Regions from separate parts of the Mus musculus genome. Here region 1 is linked to region 2. A link is a loop called in an ENCODE intact Hi-C map of the cell type or tissue named here. Cell type or tissue: gastrocnemius. All regions are shown on one strand.

Region 1 (8,000 bases), 130 kb before region 2:
AATCTCTAGGGGGCAGAAGCAGGCCAGACTCCATGAGTTCGAAGCCAGCCTGGTCTACAAAGCAAGTACCAAGACACGCAGGGCTCCATAGAGAAACCTTATCTCAAAAGGGGGGGAGAGCAACAAAAAGTTTTCAATGCTTTTTTTTTTCCATACATTTTCAGTTTTCTAAAAACTGTCTGGAGCAGGAGATGGACCATGTCTAGCCAGCCCATGTCTAGGACCGAGTCAGTTGTGAAAAGACAGGCAAAGCACAGATTCAAGATTAAGTCTGCCCTGGGTACCCCGAGCAGGGCTACTTTACAGTTCCTTCCTGCTCTACACCAACCCAAGGCCAAGCAGGAGACGCTCGGGCACGGTATACACACACTCCATCTGCTCACCCCCAGCAGAAGAGGACCTGACAGGACATTATAGCAAGCAAGCCCCACAAGTGTCAGAGCAGAAATAAGGTCCCTCGTGACAGCAGGGGTCTCAGCTCTAAGGTCAAAAGGTCCTCCTCCTTGGCCACTGGCATCTAAAGACTCCCACTCAGGAGTCCTTTTTAGTAACCATTGAAAAAGTCCTACCCTCTCCTGCAGAGCACAGCAGATGGGTTGGGATGATGGACCAACCAACAGCTATCTATCTGTAAAGGGTGCTTACAGGACGCCAACAGTCAGCTGGTGAGCAGATCCCGTGGTGGCGCTGAAGACCCGAATGTCCCTAATTTTGAAAGCAAAATCCCAAGACTAACCTGAATTGGAATTCATAAACAATGTCATTATCTCCATAATTTTAACAATCAATATAATTCCCTAATCAAAATCAAACAGGGGAATTAAATAAAGATACAAGCAATTTATAGGTGTATGTATTTCTACATAACTATGTATTTCTGTACTTGGAAACAAAGAGTCTCTGTGAATTTCCCAGTGCCTCTGTGTGGGTCACTACTGCTCTCCCCCATAGTAGCCACAAGCCACAGAGCTTCTCAGCCACAATGACATGGCTCCTCCCAGCTCTGCTACAAAAAGCAGAGACTGCTTCATCCCAGTCACTCACGTTCTGACTGTAGGGGAGGAATCAGGAGGCAGGGTCCAGGCTAGCCCATTCTTACTCCACAAGCAAGTCATGAGGCTTCTGTTGGGATGAACACGGATGTAGATGAACCCCCGTGGCTTCTGAGATATGCAGTCTCCCCCCCCACAGTGCTTGGCCACATATGCTGTAGAAGGAGCCCACAGAGTGCACAGAGCAAGGAAGCCTCTGGCAGCTTCATTTCCTCAAAATCCCCAGGTCAAGAGGTCAAATTTCTTTCTTTCATTGTTCCCCTTGTCACTGAGACCTGTCTTTCCTTCCCTTGCCGTATGTAATGACGCCTAACAAATGTCCTGGGCAACTCAGCCTTGCCAAGAGCTCTCTACCACTGCCCATCAAAGACAGTGTAAGCGACACAGCATGTCCTTGCAGCCCTGGGAATACTCAATAATCAGTCCCCTCCTGAACATCTGGGGTATGGGAGAATGGTGGGGAGAAGCAGGCATCTGGGAAAACCCCCAAATCTACTTTGCAGTCCAGACCCTTAACCTAGGTTTCTATCTTAGGATAAAATCAGGGATGGACCAACAAACTCCAGGAAGCCACCCATGGATTGTCCCCATGGACCCTTCCCTGTGTGGTCACAACCATCCTGCCTCCCTGGGCTTAACCCAGAAGTATCCTAGGGTCTCCCAGAGGAAAACCAGCCACAGCCTCTTACAAATCATCTCCTGCCCGGTCCCCAGAAGCCACTGGATGCTTGATAAGCGAGGGCTGTGCTCCCTCCCTTACTATAGGCATTGCTTCCAGACAGCAGGATCGCACTCTAAAGCAGAGGGTAAGGTAGGACATGAGGAGGAGTGTCATCCATGGTAGCACCTTTTCTACACAGTCCTAACTCCTGCTTTTTGTTCTTGTGTTTGCTTTTAAGAGTCGGGAGCAAGCATCTGGAAGATTTCGACCCCACGGTGTCCAGAAGTCGGTTAATGGGCCTGAGGACCTTGCAAAGTCCTGAGCGGGTAGAGTACCAGTGAGTCCCGCTTGGGTAGAGAGTCAGAGCTGCTTAGAGAGACGAGGCAGAGACTCGCTACCAGCTCAGGGACTGCTCGAAATAGCGAGCTGAGTGCGAAGTGAGGAAGGTGAGGTAGGTGGTGGTTTGGAGGTCTGCAGAGTGCACCAGCTGGCTGGAGAAGAGGGTCTGGAGGAAGCCACAGTGGAAGGCTGCCCCTGATGATGTAGCACAGGTCCAGCTCCTGGACTACCCTCTGGCCAGAGTGAAACATGATGAATACAGATTCCTGCCCAGCGCAGGAGGAGTTGGAAGCCAGAGGGGGAAGGATGGAGAGGGCACACCCATGGGCTGTGTGTGCACCTGCATGGGAGGACAGGCTTCTGAGTCTGTGGGTTAGGAGGGAAGGCCTAAGGGAGGTGCAGGGTGAGTGTGACCCCCCCAAGAGGCTTCAATGGGGGTCACTAGAGAAGTCTGATCCAAAAACAGGTCCTCCTGTGCCCCTGAGCATGCTCCCTGAGGGTGACCCCTTGATGGGGAAAAGCCAGGCAGTCCTGCCAGTGTCCAAACCCTCTGGGGACTGAGGCTCATATCCACCTGCGGGAAAGAAGCTGCCTCTTTTAAAACCACAGGATGCATACGAGTAGTTTGGGTATTTGGGGTTGGTTGACTGGTTGATGGGTTGTTTTGTTTCTTTGGGGTATTTTCTTTGAAACAGGATCTTCATTATGTAGCCCAGGCTAGCTTAGAACTTGCCATTCTCCTGCCTCAGCACTCTGTGATAGGATCCTAGGATGTCCCTCATAACCAGGGCACATCCTATAGTTTTTATTTTCAGTGCTGGGCTAGTACCCAGGACCTCATGCATGCTAGACAAGCTCGTGTATGGAACTTTAGAGATAGTATACCTCTCCACTTTGCCCAGGCTCTGCTCCTGCCTTCCCTCGGTGTGACCTGACTGGCTCAAAAGAGTGATCAGCGCAGCCATGGCTGAACACAGCAGAGGACTAGGCGAGGACTAGGCCCATGCGCCCAGCCCTACAGTCGCTGCCCTGGACTCCTCCCAGTCCTGTTTTCAAACTGGAGAGCTGGCTCCAGACAGTTTTCCTGTCTCTAGACTTCAACCTCCTCACCTGTAAAAATCTGAGATCCTGCCAGCCGACATGACCAGGCCAAAGGACCACTCAGATGGCTACATGCTAGTCGCCTTAAGCTTTATAAGTCTCTGCCCAGATCCAGCTGAGCCTAAGATTGCCATATTTCTCTGTAACTCTCAACCTCAATGGTCTGTGGGAATCTCCCAGGTTTTCTGTTCAGTATGCCACAGGGAATGTTTTCTTTTCTTTTTCCCCAAGACCCATCAGGTCACTGACCCAGAATCCCATCTTCTCAGGCTTCTTCTCCGTTGACCCCAGACATCCATGACAGCTGCATGAGGCCCAGTCCAGCAGTCAGGCATGGCATGTCTGGAGAGTGTTCATGGTGAGGACTGAGGTGCCAGAGAGAGGCCAAGTCCCAGAAACAGAATTGATGGCAATCCTTCCACTAAAGCATGTTACTGTCATTTAGTAGAATAGCCAGCAGAGGGCACTGTAGGACAAGGTCAGGAGGCACTTAGACAAAGCTGGGGAAAATCAAATGGTTGGGCACAAATGGAGACAAATTAGATCTAGACAGGCTAGGGAAGTCTCGCTCGTCTCCTCTCTGGTTTACCCCTCCTCACCTGCCACATAGCACTTAACATCTCTTTTTTAGTGGAGTTGATGGCTTGTAGCCCATAACAGCTCCAATGTCCCTCTTCCAAAGATAGCACCATGAACCTTCCTCAGACCCATATGGGAAGGCGACACAGAACATTAGGGGATACAGCACATGGGGAGTGGGAGCCAGAGGAGGAGGGGAGGGACGGGACACCCATGGGCTGTGTGTGCGCCTGTGTCTGTGCCCAGTAGGAGGGGAGGAAAGGCTTTGGGGAAGCCTAGCGTGAGGGTGACCCCCCAAGAGGCTTCAGTGGGGTCTCTAGGGGAGTCTGGTCCAAATCAAACCCTCTTGCTTTCTGTGTGCCAGGGCCCCAGTCCTCACTCCTCATCCTGATTCCCCCCAGGAAAGTTCACACTCTTGTACAGATGTGCCAGGTGTGTGTGTAGCTTCTCCGGATGCTTAGACTACTCTGGAGAACAGGGTCAGGAGACAGCAGTGGTGAGTAACATTGGGTTCCCCACTGTCCCTGGCCACTTTTGTCTGTCAGCCCCCAACCAGAGGACTCTGAACCCCAGCCACTCCCTTAGGTCAGATTAAGACTAAACCCAGAACAAAGAGGATACACATGGGCTGTGTGTGACAGAGGCAGCCAGAGAGTCAGGTGGCCAACCTTCCATAAGTCACGAGTCAATGACTCAGACCCAACAGAGCTAACAGCACACCTGAGGTTGTTTGAGCTCAAAGCAAACAAGTTCCGCTCTCTCATGGATGAGAAAGTGTGCCTTCCACACACTAATTTCTCAGGGCAGGTGGGGAGGGTGGGAGAGGAAGCCCACTATGGGAATCACTTGAGGACCTCAAGTTAGAAAATGGGGACCTTAGTCCCAGCTTGATCCCTATCACCTGTGTGATTTTGGACAAACTTCTTAACTTTTTACATCTCTGCCTCCTTGTGTAGAAAAAACAGATCTCCATATGTCACATAGTAGCTGAGATTCCCTTCCAGAAGACAGAAACATGGCAACCCTCCTGGCTCATCCTTCTCTTTCTCCCAGATGCTCAGCTCCTGGGACAGCTCGGGAACTCCCAAGCAAGTCCTCCAGTCCTGCTACTTCTTAAGTTTGGCAATATTCCCAAATTTGAGGTCTCTAGTATAAAGAATGCCTACACACACACACACACACACACACACACACACACACACACACACACACACGAGACAAACTCTGAGAAACTCACATACCTTGTCTGATGAGTCTACCTCAACAAAGAATGACTGAATACTGGCTCACCGTTCTGCCCCAGGGTGGAAGCCATGGGGTGTTGATGGCATAGGCAGTAGCTGGAGCTGGCACCTCTGGAATTGACAGCACAGGGATGGTGGGGACCAGTGTATTTACCCACATGGAGCTTTCTGGAGTCCTGGAGGGGCTGAGAGAGCCCTGAGCCAAGAGAACCATGCCATCCCTGGTCAGGGAGGGTGGGGAGGTCTATGTGGTAAGACTAGTGTGGCAGTGATGAGGAAGGGTCACCAGGCCCAAAAGTAGATCCCTGTCTCCAGGGACAGGCAAGCTAGTAGAGCCAGCAGCAGCCATAGGTAAGGTAAAATCTAGGGTCAGGGAGCCTCCCATCCATGAAACACAGGACATCAACAACTGCCCTTACTATGTCCACCTGCCTCAGGACTGTCTCTTCTGAAAGAAAGAGGAAAGAAAGAAAGAGGGAAAGGAGGAAGGGAAGGAGGAAGGAAGGAAGGAAGGAAGGAAGGAAGGAAGGAAGGAAGGAAGGAAGGAAGGCAGGCAGGCAGGGAAGGGAAGGAAGAGGGGCTTTTGTGTGTTTACCACAATCAGGGCAAAGTAGGACCTCCAAATTGTGGGCCTCTACCTGTGGGGCAGGGTGCAGAAATGTGGAAGTATACATGGGCATACAGTCCAAGAAGTGAGCTGGCTGCTGCCTGCCTACCTAGTGAGAGTCTAGTGAGACATCCCTGGGCCAAGGAACCAGGATGTTTCTATCCACAGCACCCCCAGCCAAGCCAGACAGTAAATGACCAATGGTAATTGGGGGAGTGGGGGAGGGGTCCCTTCATGTGAACTCTCAGGCAAGCCTCCAGAGCTACACACAGTGAAGAGCCCCAAGGACATGGAACAGGACCACCGTCACCACCCACCCTGTCCTTTGATCTCCTGGACCTGCCAGTCACTTAGCTTACCCACCCCATGCCCCCAAGTCCCCCTCAAATACATTACTGTCTCTTAACAGGAGGATGTAAGTGGTCCGGCCCCATCCACTCAGAGACTCCAGGGAGGCTTTCCCACAAGAAATGACGATTCATAGACCTCTTCCTCAGACAAAGCTTGGACCAGGAGAGGCCAGCCCTCCTGCTCTTTCCACATACACACCCCTGTACCCTGGCTCCTCAAACTCGAGACAGCAAGCAAGTAAGTTGTGATGGCCTGGGAGGGACAGGGATCTAGGGTCATGGCTATGCTAGGCCGGAGGGCATCCAGCCTCCCTCCGCCTTCACTACATCATCCCCTATTCTGGGCCCTCGGGCACAAGATGGTAGGAAAATTGGAGTTGAAAGACCAAGAAATTAGAACCCAAGATGCAGGGTGATGGGGGTAAAAAGGCCTTTGTTCCTCCCCTCTGAGTGTCTCAGGGTCCCCTGGGGCCATAAAGGAAACCAGGGCCCCTCCCTTCTGTGCACACACTCAAACGTCAGTACAGCTGTAGTTTGTTGGCCCAAAGCACTTTCCCAACTACATCCATCTTACCCAGCAAGATGGGGATGCCTGCCTAAGGCAAGGTACTGATTTCCCAACCTCCCAGCTCTGGGCCTCCCAGGGGTCTGCTAACTTGTCTTTCATGGCTTTCAAGCCCTGGGTGTCACCTACAACCTAGGTTCCATAGAAGAAAGCCAGAGGTCTGTGTAAGCCTTGAGGGAGATGAACAGGGAGGGGCCTGGCTGCCTGCTACCTGGGAAACAGGGATGAGCCAATCAGAATCTGTGATCTATGGCCACTCATATCTTTCTCCACATATTTCTCCAAGTCCTTCAAAGTGTTTCTTTAAGACAGCCCTGCAGAAGACAGTATATTGTCCTGCATGTACGTAAGCGTGCACACATATACCTGCATGCATACCCACATGCCTGCATGTTTATGTCCAAGGCATGGGTGTTGGGTGTTGGCCTAGAAAGCATGGACCAAAATCCTCAGCAGAAAATGGGGTAAGGTCTATGGTGACTGGAGGTCTGTGGTTTGCTCAGGAACACCAACAGACAGATCAGGGATCCTGGGATTCCAGCCCCTCGCTGACAGATGGACATGACATCAGCTGCATCTTGGAAGAGGCTTCAAAAGGACACAAAGAGGTTCCCGTGATGATAGCCAGTATCACACCAAAACAGAGTCAACAGCTGAGGGGGGGTGGAAGTGTCCACCAGCCCTGAGGAGAGCCTCATGGCCTGGAGTGGGTTGAAACAAGTAGAACTCTGGTGTGGCCTTAAAGACTGATGGTCTCCAGATGCGGTAGTTCTCTAATTATACTGAATGTGAGGATAATTTCTAAAAAGTCCTAAAAACTTTCTTGCTCATTCTGAGTGCTAAAAGCTGCTGGCTTAAGCAAGTAACACCTGTAGCCTAACAGCAGGGGGGGTTCAGTAATGTGGCCTTTATTCTATCTCAGCAGGAACTGTGTGGCTCTAACTTTCAGCCTGCTAGTTGAAGTCGCAGGAAGAAAAAGAAACACTTTGAAAAGTGAATGTAGCATTTATTTCTAAGTTGTAAAAAGTTTCCTAGGGGGCTGGTGAGATGGCTCAGCGTGTAAGAGCACCCGACTGATCTTCTGAAGGTCCTGAGTTCAAGTCCCAGCAACCACGTGGTGGCTCACAACCATCCATAAGGCGATCTGACTCCCTCTTCTGGAGTGTCTGAAGACAGCTACAGTATACTTACATATAATAAATAAATAAATAAATAAATAAATAAAAAAGTTTCCTAGGGACGCTCTCTAAGAAAAGGGAAAGGGGAATGATCACAGTGATCCTACCTGGGACAAGGGAAATCCGTGCTCTGCTCCTTGTCCTCAACACCTATAGAATACATGATCACATGGTTAAAAGTTCATCACAGCTGGGCGGTGGTGGCGCACGCCTTTAATCCCAGCACTTGGGAGGCAGAGGCAGGCGGATTTCTGAGTTCGAGGCCAGCCTGGTCTACAAAGTGAGTTCCAAGACAGCCAGGGCTACACAGAGAAACCCTGTCTC
Region 2 (8,000 bases):
GCATAGCCCACTGGCATGTGTGTGGAAAGCTGGGCATTGTGGTTCACACCTAGAGCCCTGGCACTCAGGAGACGGCTGTTGAATCTGAATCCATCGAGGTCTACGTAGTGAGCTTCAGGACTGCCTAGACTTACACATTTATCTGGTTGACTACGAGTGGGAGGGAAGCCTACCTCCAACACACAGACAGCAGGGCCAGGGAGGGCTGGCTGAGTCATCCTACTCCTGAGCCTAGAACAAGAGCACCCAGGCCCCTCCTGAGCGCTCACTTGGCAGACCAAGGAAAGCCGGGGGATGGATGAGTAAGCTTTCTCTCATCGCTCTTCTCCCTTTCAATACTGAAGGCTGGAATCAGAGCCCAGTACTCAGTCTTTATTTATTTAGTGTCCTGATGTCCAGGAGCGCCAGACACACAGCAGGGCCCTCAAGACTCCAAAACTCTTGTCACTCTTCTAGGCGAGGACATCAAGTGGGACGGTCAATCATGTCGGTTTTCTCAAAGTCCAAGGGGTTGTCAGGAGGCAGGCAGGGGCTGTGCCTGTGGAGAAAACATATCCGCAGTTACTGGCCTTGAGACCTCTGACGGGGAAATGAGGTAACACAGCGGGTGTCTGGAGGGAAAAGGTGCCAAGTGGTGGCCTTGGCCACTTGCCATGAGAACAATTTGACCAGGATAATTGAAACATGGAGCTGGAAGGTACTGTTCTTGTTTTTTTTTTTTTTTGTTTGTTTGTTTTGTTTTGTTTTTTGTTTTTTGGAGGACAAGAGACAGGGTTCTTAACTCTAGCCCAGGGTAGTTTAGAACTCACCAGTACCCCAGGCTGATCTATAACTCACTTAATGGAACTCAGGCAATCTTCCTAGTTCAGCCTCCAAGTGCTAGGAATCAGGCTTGTGCCAGCATTGTTACAGGTGCAGGGGACCCAGTGGGTAAACATCTCTCACTCTAGAGAACTTCCTTTCAAAAGAGGAGGGAGAGACATGCAAAGAAGACAACTAACTAGTCAGCTGGTAGGAAATCCTATGCACCAAGGCAAAGAGCGTTAGTCTGTGCGGGAACAGGGAGCTTCCAGACTGTCAGCAACAGAACCACGAGCTCGTCCATGAAGGCTTTCATGTCACATGGTAGCTGAGGGCATTTTCATGTGAAGATCAGAAAACAGAGGAGGCCTACATCTCATTGTCCCCAATTAGAAGGAAAAGCCAGCATTGTGATGTCATAGGCATGAAGAAACAGGACGGTGGAGAAATTGGTGTTTGCCCTTCCCGGTGCCCTAGAGAGCCTGGAGCAGGAGAGGAGACAGGAGACCCTACTTTCCATTCTGTTTTTAACTCTTACATTTACTAATTTATGATGGGGATGCTTGCGTGGAGATGTGCATGCCCAGCAGAGGGCAACCTTGCAGGAGTCGGTGATAGAACTCAGGTTATCAAACTCGGCAGCAAATGTCTTTACTTGCCAAGCCACCTCCCTGCCCTAATTTCCATTTTCAAAAGCAATTTCAGTTGCAGGGAAGAGGAACTGTGGGGTCGCAGGAGACGGAGAAGAGAACAGCTTCTTGCCTAGGAAGACAACCTTGAAGGAAGAGGGGCCCAAGAGATTGCTCAGCACTCGCTCCTTCTGCAGAGAACCTGGGTTCAGTTCCCAGCACCCGGATGGTGGCTCACAACCACCCACAGAAACTCTAACCCCAGGGGACTCTCAGGGATCTGAAGCCCCCTCCTGACCTCCATGGACATCACACACACACACACACACACACACACACACACACACACACAGTCCACATACGTGCAGGAAAAACACTGATACACATAAAATGAAAAATAAAAAACTAAAGTTAAAAACAAAGGAATATAAGAGCTTTAATGTCCAGATGCCAAAGACACTTGAAAGAAATAAATGTTCCTATGAGATGGCTAAGTAATTAGTATAAACAATATGCAACCATCCCTGAGCATTTCCTGTGGAGAATTAAAAGTCCTTCTGGGCAGTTTCTGCTCCCATAACCTAAATCTTTCGTCTACCCCTGTTCTATACAAAACCAAACCAAACCAAACCAAACTAAACCAAACAAAAAGTCAATGAATATCAGATATAATAAGAGGTTAACCTCTAGCCAAGAACTCTCCTGAAGCATGAGATCTAAGGGAAATGATAGGGTGTGGCCCGGGATGCAGGGAGCTGATAGAGCTTAAGAGCCAGGGAGCAGGAATGGGGGGACAGAGGAAGCTTTTGGGGAGACATATCCTGTACACAGAATAAGAATTAGACAGGAGATGGATAAGCAAAGCAGCTATGCTCCTGAGCACCCGTACATTTGTCCACTGAGGATGGAGTATGGAGTTTGAGGTGGAGAGTGGAGAGGTGGGACCAGGTCACCCGGGATGCAGGCTGCACTGGGGTGAGAGCTGGTCTGGTAGAACAGAAACCACAAAGAGCTTTCTATGCAGAAGCCAACATGCTAAGATGTCCTCTGAGTCCATTCTGAGACCATCACATAAGGACTGGAAAGGACAAGATGAGCCAACACACTAGCCCAAAAGAAGGCGAGAAAGAAAAGGCAGAGCTGCAGGGACAGAGAGCCCAGAGGTGCTCAGATGAGGGCGGTCGAAGGTGTGAACTTTCCCTTGGAGAGATCCAGCAAGAGCAGCAAGGGAGGGAGGGTTTCTCACGCTTTCCTCCATTTCTGCCAAATCCAGAACATTTTAAAGACTTTTTCCTAATGGCTACATCAATAACAGTTTAGTATTTCAGACATATTGTATATGTATTTATGTATTGTATACATTAGCAAGATCCTTTTCTGTGCACCCCTCCACCTCACCCCCTCACCCCTACCAGCACAGCTGGAAAGTAGTGAAGGGGACACAGTGGCTGAGGAAAGGAAGAACACAGGATCCAGTAAGAATCAGGGACTTTGTTCCAGTGTGAATTGGTGGCCACCAGAGAGTTTTAAGCAAGGGATTATCATTACTAGAATCCAGGTCATTATATGGAACACAGAGGGTCTGGCAAGCCGGGGAAAGGCTGGGGCAGGTGCCCTGGCAGAGGGGAGTGTGAAAGGTGGTGACAAGCAGAGGCATGTCCACTCGGGGACAGAGAACCATGGTTTTTAGATTCTTGGATGCATAGCCAAGGCCATGTATGGGAATGGGGCTGGGACTGGTTCTGGAAGGTATTTAAACTAGAAAATGAAGGGAGTTGTGAAAGGAAAAAGCTACGATCAAGTTAGCCTCCTTTACCTCTCCAGTTGTGGGTGAACTTGGTGGCTGCACCTGCTCTGCACACTGCAGGAAGCGGCGCATGTGTTCAGCACAGTTGCCCACTGCTGCCTCATTCAAGCGAAGACACTTCTCAAAGGCTTCAAAGGGCTCAGCACAGGCCTGGCGGATCTGGCGGATGATCGGGCTGTGGGGGGTAGGGCATTTTAGACCCTGAAGCATTCAAACCCTACTGCCTGGCACCCTCTAGCCCCCAGTTGTACACTCACTGGGAGGACGTGCAGCGAGCAATGCTCATCTTAAGGTGGTGACAATCTCGATGCCACGACTCTGGCTTGGCTGCCACACATTGGCCATACTGATCCAGCTCTCGGCTGCAGTATCGAGCAGTGACTTCCAGGGCTGCCTGCCTGTGGGACAGGGTAAACTGAAGATAATCTCAAGAGAAGGCAAGAAAGAGTTCTGATTTTGATCTGTGATTGGACTAGTCTGGATTGGGGGTGGGGGGTGTAAAGATCCTGTGATAGGGACAACCAACGAGGGGCAGAAATAAGCGCCGATCCCTGCGCGTTGTGGAACAAGGTGGGATTTCCCGGGAGATCGTGGAAGTCCTAAGACAAAAAGTCTGGCTATTGTGAAGCAGGCCTGGAGTCTTGAATTCAGTCATTTCCCGTTGGGGACCGTGCAGTCTGACAAGCATGATCTAGAGTTATAGGGAGTTGTAACTCACATCTCCAGGCGAATTCAAGCGCCGATCAGTCAGGGAGAAGAGACCCGCCTTTTCCGGTATCAGGTTGTTATGGCGGCGCCCAACCCAGACCTCCTGGCCTCACTCTTCCGGTCGTCGAGCGTCCCTGCCACTCATCCCACATTGGTCCAACCTTCATGGCTGTGTCCTGCTTTGCTTTCCGCCTCACTGCCTATCCGGGAGGAGGCCCCTGTAACTACTTCCGGTCCGTCAGCTATTTTAGTTTATTTACTTCCGGCTTGTGGTGGTCGCGTTTAGTGATCACCGGAAGCAGGACTTCGGCCGTGATCGAGCAGCCAGGCACAGAGCACCAGAGCTGGTTCCCTGTAGGTCAGATCTACAGCCGCTCGCGCTGCCACTTTCCCGGCTGGAGTTGAGGCCACCGGCCCGCGTGACTATGGCTCGGCACACGCTGCGGCTGAGGCGGCAGCTGTGCCCGCCGCTGCTAGTTTAGGAACACGGGGATTGCCCTCTCAGGCTGAGCTACCAGTGGCTTTCCGCCACTGCGTATTCTCCTCCTGACTTTAGTTCCAACTTGACGGAAAGGAATGATCTTAAACGCCACATTGGGCTTCCCATCCGATTATTCACTCAGACATGTCCTTTTCCTGCCATAGGTGGTAAAGGCAGGATGAGAGTGGGTTTTATTGCTTGCTCCTTGCAATCGTGCACAAATTATTTTCTTTGTAATTTCCTTAGGTGGTGTTTGCACCCTCTCCACATTTGCCTTCAGATTATAGGGCTAGACCTGGAAGTTCATTTCCCTGTAAGGCTAAATATTCCTCATATGGAGAGGCCTAAGCTAGAGAAAATGAGCGGTAAGGTGATTACCTTAGCACGCAGTTGTAAAATGAGAACGACTGCTTTGGCCTTCATAATATACAGTGACACTTTCATTTTTGGGAAACTTGACACTCCACACTTCTAGTTTCCTTTTGTCTGGTTGCTGTCAAAAGAGTCATTAAGAATGGAATGGAGAGAACTAGATAACCCTAAGGTTTGAAGTGAAGCGGATCTGAGAAATGCAGGTCTCAAGAGTGCTTCTGTTACTGGGGTTCCCTTCTGGGGAGCTCATTAATGAAAGAACTTTAAAAGGTACTCATTTAGGACAATCAAGGGCAATGTTATTGGTCTGAGAGAAAACACCAGGACAGGCACGCTGTAAATGTCAGTAGCCGCTAAGAGGGAGCAGGAAAAGGAAACTAGGGACATGTGTGTGATGTACATGTGTGCAGGCAGAGGCTGGCGGCAGGTGGCTTCCTCTATTGCTTGACACCTGAAGCTTTTTGGAGACAGGGTGTCACTGAACCTTAAAACCCACCAGTGAACATCCAGGAGCTGTCTCCTCATCCCAACACTGGGATTCCAAGTCTGCCCTACCATGCCTTTTCTGCAGGTTTTTATGCAGGTGTTGGAGATCCACAACTCAGGTCTTCCTGCTTGCATAGCAAGCACTTTAGTCAGCCATTCCTTCACTCCCTCCCCTATTTCTTATGAAATCAGGTAACTATCTTATGACGCAATAATTGCTTCTTGAACGTTTGTCCCAGATACAAGAAGTTTATATCTACACACAAGCATGCATGTGGCCTTCCAGAGAAGCTTTCTCTCTTAGTGCCCCAAACTGGAATCAAAATGTCCTTCAAAGTGGATGGCAAAAGTAGGTCACCCATACTGTGGAGTACTATACAGCAATGCAAAGGCATGAACTCACACATACAACTTCCACAAATTTAAAGTAAACTGTTAAGTAAAAAAGAAAAAGTCCATTTCAGAATATGCCATGATTCTATTTACATGTATTTCTTGAAATTATTGAGAATATGTTGAAGGGTTAGAGATAATGAGAGAAGACACAACAGGACAAGCTTGTAATAATGTCCTGTGTGTAACAGCAATCTACCCAGAGGATAACAGTCCATGCAACTAACTATACATAAGAGCACATAAAACTGCCAAGTCTGAGTAAGCGCCCAGGTTGTCTTAATGTCACATAGATTTTTTTAGTCAAGAATCTACAATTTAAGATCAAAAGTTAATTTTAAAAAATTTAGCGAGGTATTGTGGGATATGATGCTAATTCTCACACTCGGGAGGCTGGAGCAGGGAGGTGACTAGTTCACGGGCAACAAGACCCTTAGAACACAAATACTTGGACACTAGATCTGCACACTATCCCCAGCTACGATATTGTGAAGAGACAGAGAATAGGTTGTGCGGGTCTAAAGTTGAGCTGTTAACACAGGGGAAGGATCAACCAATTCAAGGTGTTCTCCTTATGAAAAAAATTCAAACACCCATTCACAGGGAGCAGTACGGCTGTGTAAGATGTTATACACAAGCACACACAGAACCCTAACAAGCACGGAGAAACGCATACAGAGGTTAGCAAAAAGGCAAAGGAACATAGTTACTCAATAATCAGATACATTCAGCCTTAAAGGAGGAGGAAGTCCCACCATGTTCAAAAACACGGCTGAGCGTAGACGAGGTCATGCTACATGAAAGATGCCCATCACACAGGACGGGTGCTGCATGATCCCACCACATGCGCGCGCACGCACGCACGCACGCACGCACGCACGCACACGCACGCACACACACACACCACTCAAAGGTGCACAAGGAAACTTTGGAGATGATGAATCTGTGTAGTGAAATTTATAGGAAACCTTTGTGTCTGGTTTGAGTGAACTGTTTCAGCAAAGCTATGTCTAGGTTAATAAGCAGAGGTTAAGAAATTGTTTTGAGACGTTTGAACCTTGAAGAAATGTTGTCTTCCTCCAAAGTCTGCACTGTTTTCAGCTGCACAGACCTTGGTACTAAGACACTCCTGGCAAACCTGGAGTTCTTGCTCTTGATTATGGCTAGCCATGGTCAAAAAGGGATTTGTGTGGGCTGTCTGCTCTCTCGGACAGCAAGGGCAAGCAAGATAACTCTGGTAGTTGGAACCTTTCCCGACCCAATTAATTTTGTATAATGACTGGATAAAAGTAACTGCTATGTGCTAGCTGGGGTCAGTCTTTTCAAGAAGGCTGAGCTCCTTTGCTCCTGTGGAAAATGGTTAGCATCTTGGTGAGCTGCTCTCTCTACTGCAGCACTCAACACTGACCAACAGATCTAGTTACTCACCTTGACTGTGATAATGACATCACAGACCACACCTACATTCCAATTTACCCATCAAATTATATACATGAACTAGCTTTAGTTTCTATGTATATAAAAATAAAAATCACACATATGGCTTCCATTTTCTGTTTATTGTACTGGCCTGCTCTGGATAACAGACACCCTCTGCTACTGAAAGCAGGGAGCAGTGAACCTGGGCCCAGAAAGAAGGCGCCCTGCCCTGCATGATCTATTATCAATTAAGTCATTTTTTAAAGGCACAAAAATAACTTTTTTAAAAAAAGATATGAGGCTGGGCGTGGTGGCGCACGCCTTTAATCCCAGCACTCAGGAGGCAGAGGCAGGTGGATTTCTGAGTTTGAGACCAGCCTGGTCTACAAAGTGAGTTCCAGGACAGCCAGGGCTACACAGAGAAACCCTGTCTTGAAAAAGATATGAAAACCAACTTCAGTAGGTTACAGAGACTCAGAAGTCTTGAATTTTCACCTGCCTGTTCTTGGCTTCAGTACTGAAATTCTTGTATAGACCCAGAGTGAGCCCATAATACCCTCACTTGTGTTATACAGGACACCTCCTGTTCTTATCTCCTAGCTCAGATGGCGGGGATCAAGTCAGATGACATCCAGTTTCACTTTGATGTTCATGGCTGCCAGCTCAGCTACAAAGTACCGGAAGACATACGGCACAGAGACGGTGTCGATGGTGTCACTGCGGCCACAGACAGTGCAGTTGTACTTTCTGTTGCGCATCGCAGACCAAGACGGAGGAGGCTTCTCAAGTAGCGGAGAAAGCAAACTGCCACACTCTACACACATGTGAGCGACAGAACGGTCAGAGCAGTTGAAAAGCCGGTCATGAAGAAGGAAAGACGTACCGTGTGCCAACAGAGCATCCC

Evidence for each region. Peaks named below come from ENCODE experiments on the same cell type or tissue, not always from the same donor. Only the 100,000 strongest peaks of a DNase experiment are listed, where the experiment ranks them.
Region 1: a loop joins it to region 2, with 6 times the contacts of the local background. A loop is called at or near these places in 8 of 42 quality-filtered maps.

Annotation. Positions count from the first base shown.
Region 1 is chr2:129,254,596-129,262,595 of GRCm38, reverse strand. No RefSeq gene overlaps it. Among named protein-coding and RNA genes, the nearest start is that of Ckap2l, 39 kb to the left of the region's middle. In gastrocnemius, a CTCF peak has its summit at 3,611 (motif pointing right); DNase peaks (open chromatin) are centred at 2,492, 3,120, 3,605 and 3,943.
Region 2 is chr2:129,125,813-129,133,812 of GRCm38, reverse strand. Polr1b (polymerase (RNA) I polypeptide B) reads right to left here. Exons shown (of 15, transcript NM_009086.2): 15 at 7,218-8,000. The coding sequence ends at 7,717. Chchd5 (coiled-coil-helix-coiled-coil-helix domain containing 5) reads right to left here and starts at 4,113. Exons shown (of 4, transcript NM_025395.3): 1 at 3,956-4,113; 2 at 3,495-3,635; 3 at 3,247-3,412; 4 at 1-538. The coding sequence starts at 3,957. The coding sequence ends at 515. In gastrocnemius, no CTCF peak of the experiment used is centred here; DNase peaks (open chromatin) are centred at 621, 3,075, 3,570 and 4,121; H3K4me3 peaks cover 2,388 bases; H3K27ac peaks cover 2,254 bases.